Regions from separate parts of the Homo sapiens genome. Here region 1 is linked to region 2. A link is a contact called in ENCODE Hi-C or POLR2A ChIA-PET data. All regions are on one chromosome and are shown on one strand. Each heading gives the region's core, a stretch centred on a gene start or an enhancer-like site at or near the end of the contact. The rest is flanking DNA. Distances are from core to core; before and after follow the strand shown.

The links. A loop is a pair of places that touch in the nucleus more often than their neighbours do. ChIA-PET counts read pairs that join two places held with the same protein, here RNA polymerase II (POLR2A). Pooled maps may share reads with other maps.
Region 1: a pooled map shows a loop between it and region 2 (14-fold over the local background). The contact joins the promoter of CREB1 here to the promoter of SUMO1 in region 2. A Hi-C loop is called at or near these places in 4 of 50 pooled maps. POLR2A ChIA-PET finds 5 or more read pairs at or near these places in 2 of 52 experiments (activated CD4-positive, alpha-beta memory T cell and activated CD8-positive, alpha-beta memory T cell).

What each region holds. Positions count from the first base shown.
Region 1 is chr2:207,527,661-207,531,951 of GRCh38, forward strand. It overlaps CREB1 (cAMP responsive element binding protein 1), which reads left to right and starts at 2,302. Exons shown (of 8, transcript NM_004379.5): 1 at 2,302-2,474. It overlaps LOC124907970 (a long non-coding RNA gene), which reads right to left and starts at 1,937. Exons shown (of 3, transcript XR_007088060.1): 1 at 1,776-1,937; 2 at 857-953. RefSeq lists silencers at 1,671-1,850, 2,521-2,650, 2,681-2,730, 3,441-3,610 and enhancers at 1,871-2,070, 2,331-2,430, 4,019-4,291.
Region 2 is chr2:202,236,342-202,240,367 of GRCh38, forward strand. SUMO1 (small ubiquitin like modifier 1) reads right to left here and starts at 2,256. Exons shown (of 5, transcript NM_003352.8): 1 at 2,099-2,256. The coding sequence starts at 2,110. It also overlaps the pseudogene STMP1P1. RefSeq lists a silencer at 1,721-1,910.

The sequences.
Region 1 (4,291 bases), core at 1,052-3,551, 5.3 Mb after region 2:
GGGAACAGAGAGAGGTCACAAATCCAATTTTCCAGGGAGCAGACAGATGTAGGTGATTCTGCTGTGTGTTGGAGGTGTGCTAGGTTTCTGGCATGAACTGGGTAGATGTTAAGATACCCTTTACTGAACCAGGGACTATGGGAGGAGCGTTTTGAAGGAATTATGATATACGGGTTGAGTTTGAAATGCCCTAAGTCATCCAAATGAAAGTGTACCAAAGGCAGTATGCTGGGAACTATGAATGTAGGATTCCAGAGCAAGATCTAGGCTTGAGTTATGGATTGAAGAGTCTTTGACAGAGGGTATTTGATGCTGCTGGGAGAGCATAAGACCACCTAGGAAAGTGTATGGGGAGACTCAGTAAGAGGGCCAGGGTTCAGCTCAGCATGATTCCAATGTGTAAGAGGTAGATCAAGGAGGAGCTGGTTGTTAAAGAGCAAACTCAGGTAGGGAGGAAACCTGGGACATAAGACCAGAGGGAAGAGGGTATTTGGAAGCAACTGTGGTCAATCGCGTCAAATACTGGGATGAGGGCTTGTAAAATGAGGACTGAAAATGATCCGCTGCATTTACAGTCATGAAGCTTGTCTGTGGACAATTCAGAGCCACTTCAGGTGAGCGGTGGGGACACTGGAGAGGGCTGGGAGGTGGGACATGAAAGACTGTCCATGGGGTAAGAGACAGCTGCAGTTGTTGGAGAGCAATTTAGGGAGAAGAGAAATCTTTTTAAAGAATTGAAAGACTTAAGCATGTTTAAATACCAGTAAGAAAGAGCCGGTAGAGAAGGAAAGGTTGAGAGTAACAGAAGGAAAGGAGACTCGTTAAGGGCAAAGTCCATAAGAAAACAGTAGGGTACCTGGAGTACCAGGAAGGACAACTCTTTCTTTACAAGAGAAGTGAGTCATGGGCGGAGTCCAGAATCGAACCCTCTCTGCTTCCTAAAGACACGTCTCCTTTAAAGGACAGAAAAAGAATGATTAAGACTTGAGGCCGGGCGCGGTGGCTCATACGTGTAACCCCACCACTTTAGGAGGCCGAGGCGGGTGGATTACCTGAGGTCAGGAGTTCCATACCAGCCTGGCCAACATGGTGAAACCCCGTCTCTACTAACAACACAAAAATTAGCCAGGTGTGGTGGCAGGTGCCTGTAATCCCAGCTACTAGGGAGGCTGAGGCAGGAGAATCGCTCGAAACCGGGAGGCGGAGGTTGCAGTGAGCCGAGATCGTGCCACTGCACTCCAGCCTGGGCGACAAGGGCTAGACTCCGTCTCATTAAAAAAAAAAAAAAAAAAAAAAAGACTTGAAACCCCAAGGAGAGGGCTGCAGAGTTCACTATCAAGGAGAATGGGGACCTAGTGGTGCCGTCCTGAGAGACCTCTGAAAGAACAATTCAGTAGTTTCCAGCCACGGAAGTCCCCCTGCTGGGTTTAGGGTGCAGTGGGTGCGAATCCCTGCTGTAGAAAACAGGCTGAGGAAAGAAAGCGACACAGGATGTTGTCTGGAGAAAGGCGGGGAGGTAGGATGGGGCATATTTCCAGGGGTCCGGGCAGGTTGTGTGGCTTGGAGGCCTCCGAGGGCCGTCGACGTCAGCCATGGTCCGGGCAGAGCCCCGCAAGGTGCCACAGTATCGGGGCCAGCGCCCCCCGGAAAAGCATGCTCCGCTGGCGGCCGCCAGGTTTCTCCGCGGAGTCTCGGAAAGGAAAACCCGTCCCCACGGGGGTCCCACGACGCCCCCGGGTCCCAGGCCCCGGGACGTTGGCAGAGGCGCAGCAGACCTTCTTCCCCAGCCCGCACGGCTCCAGCGGTCCGGCCGCGTCCCAGCCCGGGCTGCCCGTCCCCCGTCTCCCGGCGGCGTCGGAAAGTTCCCGGGGCTGGCGGCGGTCAAGAGCAGAGCCAGGGCAGCCGCAGCCGCCTTCTAGCCCGCCGCTCACCGCCGCAGGGGCAGGCCTGAGCGGGGGTTTCCACCAAGTCGCCGACACCCCTCGGGAATTCCCCCACTGGGCCACACACAAACCCCGCTTCCTCCTTCAAATTTCCGCTGCCGGCTTTACCGATGCGAAAGCCGCGGTGGAGTTTAGACCACTCCTCCCGGCGCCGGGCTCAGCCCGCCTTCGCCTTCCCTCTCCCCGCGGAACCCCTTCTCGTCGCCCGAAGAAACCCGAAGGTCTTCGGCAAGTTCCGTCCCCAGCGCGGGGGCGGGGCCGCTCGAGCTGCTCCGGGCCTAGCTCGGCTGTTTCCGTGCGCGGCCGCTGCGCACTCGGCACTGGGCGGCGCTGGCTGGCTCCCTGGCTGCGGCTCCTCAGTCGGCGGCGGCTGCTGCTGCCTGTGGCCCGGGCGGCTGGGAGAAGCGGAGTGTTGGTGAGTGACGCGGCGGAGGTGTAGTTTGACGCGGTGTGTTACGTGGGGGAGAGAATAAAACTCCAGCGAGATCCGGGCCGTGAACGAAAGCAGTGACGGAGGAGCTTGTACCACCGGTAAGAGGAGCAGGAGGAGGAGGCAGGAGCCAGAGAGAGCCGGGGGGACGGAGGGGGGACGGGGAGGCGCCGGACACCCGCGCTTGGGGCCTTCCCCTCGCAGGAGGGGCCGCGGTAAAGATGGAGCCTCCGCCCGAGCCCCACAACATCGCCGCCGCTCGCAGCGAACAAAGAATAATGGCGGCGGACTGGAGCCAGCGGCGGCCGGGGCGGCAGCGACTCTGCCTGCAGCCAGCGGCGGCGCTCATGGCGGGGGGCGGCGGGCGGCGGGCGGCGGGCGGGGTGGGAGCCGGCGGCCGGGGGTGTGTGCGGGCGGCCGGCCGCGGCGAGCTGGCGCCCGCGTTCCCGCCGCCGCCGCCGGGCCGGGCGCGGAGCCGGGAACCCGGAGCCGCCCCGGGGGAGGCCGCCCGCTCGGCCCGGCGCTGCCCCCCGCGCCGCTCGCTCGTCCGGCCCCCGCCGCCCGCCTCGCCCCCGGCCCGACCCGGCCGGGCCTCCGGGGCAGCCGCCGCCTAGGTGCCGGTGGGGGATGGAGGAGGAAGAAGGCGACAGTTGAGGGCAGAGGAGGTGAAGGTGCCTGCTGCCTTCCCGGTGGCTTCGGTGCCTGCCATGCCCGCTTCGCAAGGGGAAGAGCTGCAACGTCTGACCTACTCTTCTCTCCACTCTTTGTGCAATAAAGTTCGAAACCCAAGGTTTCCTCTCGTGCTGTATTTTATTCGTGCCCTTTCCCCCCCGCTCCTACACCGTTGAGGAAATGCTGCTTTCTGCCCTGTGTTGCTTAGTTGAGAGATGAGAGCTTGTGCTTTTGGGGGGAATTTTTGACTCCCTCACCCCTTTGCTTTTTTTTTTTTTTTAAAGTCAGTCATGGAAATGCATGCTTTTTGGGAGAAAGGGTGCTAAGAAAAACATTTATAATAACTTTTTAAACTGTTGGGATCTTATAAAAGGGAAGCTGGTGTTTGAAAACAGTTTCGGTTTTAACCCTTTTTAATAAGGTAATCATCACTTGAGATCTATCATTCTGAAACACTTCGTTGGAACGAGTATCAGCCGATGTACTCTTGTTTTACATCATTTCGCGGGGTGCAACCTTGCCAACCGCGTTTGGGTCATCTGGATCTCCCCTCACCCTCCGTCCCACTCCCCCTACCATATTTCCCACGAATTTCTGTGTGAACTTTAATGAGAGATTGATTTAATACTACTACTAAAAATAGACATTAAAGTATCCATTATTTGTCTCATGCAGTAGGTAACCCCCGTCTTGAGATTGACAATTTAAGCCACAAGCTGTATTTTTTCTTCGCCTGTTGGGAAAAGAGGACAGCAGAAAAGTCATTGACACATTAAAAATTAAAAGACAGTTTTTGAAGGACGTGCGGTATGACCTATTTAAGTTTGTAATACCATCTCAAGTTATAATTCTAACCTCAGCTGGCGTCTAACTTCTGAAGGTTTAGTAGAAGATACTTTTGATTGCTGCCTATTGAAATCTTTTACATTTATGGCTCATTTCGTGATTTAAAAGTAAAGCCCCGAACAGTTATTTTAGGTGGTGCAAAAGACGAACAAGTTTGTTTTAAAAATACTTGTCTGTCACTGTATGATTGCATTGTGATTGATACGTACAAACCTTCTGGTTAAGAACAAATATTGATTGGCAGCAGAAGCACTGTCTTATTTTTCTGTATTCTAGTCACTTTTCCAAAACGTGCTTTGCTGTATTGCTTCTCTTTAAAAGACCACATTGGCAATTTGTCATTTCCAAGAAAATTAAGAAGAGGCAATAAAGGCAGGTTTTCTATAAAGATTGGGGAAAT
Region 2 (4,026 bases), core at 1,006-3,505:
ATTTTTCAAAACAAAATTAATGAAAGAGTGGGACTGTTACACATTTTTGCAAATCTCTTTAATGTCTGGCTTAATAAAAACAGCTAAACAGCTGGATTTTCACATCTGCTTCCACATTTAATTTGTTTTATCACAAGTCATGTTAGTTTCTAGAAACGTCCATTGAACACTCATGAAAGAATGACAGTGAAAAAGACAAATAATGTCCTAGTATGAACATGAAATAAAAGAATCTATTTGTATCCTAGGTCCTTCATTTCTTTATGTATCTCTTAAATAACCTGACTTCAAAATGGAGCAATAAATTCTACATTTTATAATTATTTCTTTATGTTGCTCTTCCATCAGTCTACAATAAATTTCAAAATGCTTCCTAGACGCTTCTGGGAAACAAAATAAAAGGCTGACGAAACTAAGCATTTACGCCTATACTTTTCTTCCTAGTAACCAAGTAAACAACTACCTAGGGAAACACAATGCCCACTTGGGAATTAATCTAGATTATTAGTAAGTAGATCCATCCAAAATTCATCTAGATTATGGTTAAGCTTTAAAATGTTAAGTGTACATTTTGTACAATAGTACCAATCTGCAAAAACCTCACTTGCTCTCACGAAATGGTACAAAACTGGGTTAAAAGCCAAGGGAATAGGTGTGTTAAATTTAAAAGTTCAAGTACATCGTGGAGTTGAATGAAAAATAGTTTTCTGAATAACTACCATTAAATGAGTAAAAGTCCAAAAATAATGTAAAAAGTCAAAGTCGGCTGGGCGCGGTGGCTCACGCCCGTAATCCCAGCACTTTGGGAGGCCGAGGTGGGCGGATCACGAGGTAAGGAGATCGAGACCAGCCTGGCCAATATGGTGAAACCCCGTCTCTACTAAAAATACAAAAATTAGCTAGGTGTGGTGGTGAGTGCCTGGTGGTGAGTGCCTGTAATCCCAGCTACTCGGGAGGCTGAGGCCCGAAAATTGCTTGAACCCAGGAGGCGGGAGGGTGCAGTGAGTGGAGATCGCACCACTGCACTCCAGCCTGGCGACACAGCGAGACTCCGTCTCAAAAAAAAAAAAAAGTCAAAGTCGTCTGAGCAAACAAAAGACCAGACAAAAACTTTATGAATTAAAAACTAGCCATAAAGTTGTTTAATTAGAACAGGATGAGGAAGAAAAGGGGAAATCGATCACTCCTGATTAAGTGCAAATCCCAAGTAAATTATTGATACTAACAGTGAGCTGGAGCACTTTGCCTTACCAGGCAACTTTCTGCAAATATTCTGCAACGACTCTACATACACAAAGTTTTCCTATGCTTTTCCTCAAAAATATGAGACTTCCTCAGGTTAATGCCCAGGTGAGATGCTTTTTGTTGCTCTAGCAGTTTAGTTCTATTTTCTTTCTTGGTTATTATGAATGCTCTCTTACAACTGGAGAGCTAGGATGAACCAATCCCGAGTAAGAAACGGGAAAGTACAGTAAAGAGGCGACAGCTCTGCACCCCCACACGGAAAAAGACTCAGAGGAGAGCAGCGGCATCCTTGCCCTAGCTCCAATCCGAACGGAGGCAGGATTCCCAACAACATCGGACGTCTCCCTCCCTCGCCGCCCCACGCCCTCCCGACGAAGAAGCAAAAAGTGGAGAGTCCAGCCGCTTCTCAGGGCCACGGAGCCTCCCAGTCAGGGATTCTCTCCCGTTACATAACTAAGGCCTAGGGCCCTGCTTCTGCGATTAGTCCTCTGGAAGGAGACGGACGGGTTCTCCAGAGACCCTCCCAGGGAGGTGGAAGCGGGGCTCTGCACCTAGTCGACCCGGGAGAAAGAAGTGGGACGACATGAGGGAGGCCGCCACCAAAGGCGGTGGGGTACGGGGGTGATGAGCGAGCCCGGAGAGGGGCGGGCGGCTCCGGGAGCCCCGCAGCAGGCCCCGGCACCTCCGGCCGTAGTCGGCTCCTCTCCCTCGCCTGCCTAGTCCCCACCGGCCGCCCCCTCCCCCATTCCGCGCTCCCCTCCCCCGCGCCTCCATCCCCGACCCCAGCCTAGCGGCAGGCAGACCTGCAGGGAAGGCCCTGGCCACCGCCGTTGGATGGCTCCCAGCCCGGTACCTGGTCAGACATGATGACGGTGGCTTCACCCGGGGGTCTCCGCACAGCAGCGGCCTCGGGTAAGCAGAACCTCGCTCCGGGGTTTACAAATCCTTCTCCCTTCCCCACAGCACAACACCGCGGCTGCAGTAACTTCCGCTACGCCTCGCGTCACTTCCGCTTCGCGCAGGGAGGAGGGAGAGAGAGAAGAGAGGAAAGACAAGGCGGGAAATGGGTGGGGGAGCAGCCAAGGGGAGGGGCAGGCTGTGGAGCTGCTTTGCCGGTGGTCGCGCGGGTGAACGGCAGTTTTGTCAGCTCCTTCAAGGACCAGGTCCTGCGCATCAGTACTAGGGCCATCCCCCAGGAGCAAAGGTCCTGGCTCCATGTCTCAATGTTTGGAGCCACTCTCACAACCTAGATTGCTCTCTCCGTTACACCTTGCGCGTCTCTGACGACTGAGCCGAGATACTTCTTTTGTCTCCTCCCAGCCTTGCTCATCAACCCCCAACCCCCAAATATGTTTATTTGAATGCCAGTACTTCTAGCTCTAGAACCAACATTTTCGGTTAACCAGCACCCTTGCCAAACACATGACCGTGATTTAAAACAACAAGAAAGCAACGACCCAACACAATCTTGACGGCTACTGATGCTAAAGACCGCTGCTGAAAGTTCTAAATGGGGAGTGAGTAATTCCAACCCTTGAATTGGTTGCTTTGAGTTAAGGTTAAAGAATGATTCTTCTTGGCAGGGCGCTGTGGCTCACGCCTATAATCCCAGCACTTTGGGAGGCCGAGGCGGGCGGATCACCTGAGATCAGGAGTTCGAGACCAGCCTGGCCAACACGGTGAAACCACGTCTCTACTAAAAATAACAAAAATTAGCCGGGCGTGGTGGCTGGCGCCTATAATCCCAGCTACTAGGGAGGCTGAGGCTGGAGAATCGCTTGAACCCGGGAGGCGGAGGTTGCAGTGAGCCGAGATCCGCGCCATTGCACTGCAGCCTGGGCGACAAGAGTGAAACTCCCTCTCAAAAAAAAAAAGGTGGCGGGGGGGGCGATTCCGCTCCCCTCGCATGGGGAAGCAGGCTCTGACCGGCCTGCAGAGCTGCAGCAGCCCTTTGCGCCCTCCTCGCCCTCCCCACCAACATCATGCTCCAATTCCTGCTTGGATTTACATTGGGCAACGTGGTTGGAATGTATCTGGCTCAGAACTATGACATACCAAACCTGGCTAAAAAACTTGAAGAAATTAAAAAGGACTTGGATGCCAAGAAGAAACCCCCTACTTCATGAGAATGCCTCCAGCACTGCCTTCGGGATATACTGATTCTACTGCTCTTGAGGGCCTCCTTTACCATCTGAACCAAAAGCTTTTGTTTTCATCTCCAGCCTCTGGGCTCCTCTTTGCTAGACCCTGTGTTTTTGGCTTTAGAGCAAGCAAAATGGGGCCTCAATTTGAGAACTACCCTACATTTCCAACATACTCACCTCTTCCCATATTCCCTTTCCAACTGCATGGGAGGTTCTAAGACGAATTGTGGTGCTAGATTAGTAAACATGACTTTTAATGGAAAAAAAAAAAAGAATGATTCTTCTTAGATTTCTTCTGTAAAACACAATGGCCCTACTGGCATACACAGTGGCCCTACGGGCATACTCATGGAGGATAAGAATATAAACAAATAGAATTGAGAATCCTGAAATAAATCAATAACCCTCACATTTACATCAACAAAAACACCAAGACAAATCAATGGTGAAAGAACAGTCTTTTCAACAGTTGGTACTACCACTGCTGGACATTCACATGCAAAAGAATGACTTCGTTTTGTTTTTTGTTTGTTGTTTGTTGTTGTGTTTTTTTGGTCACCATCTCAAAAAAAAAAACCAAAAAACACACACACAAGGAGGCCGGGCACCGTGGCTCACACCTGTAATCCCAGCACTT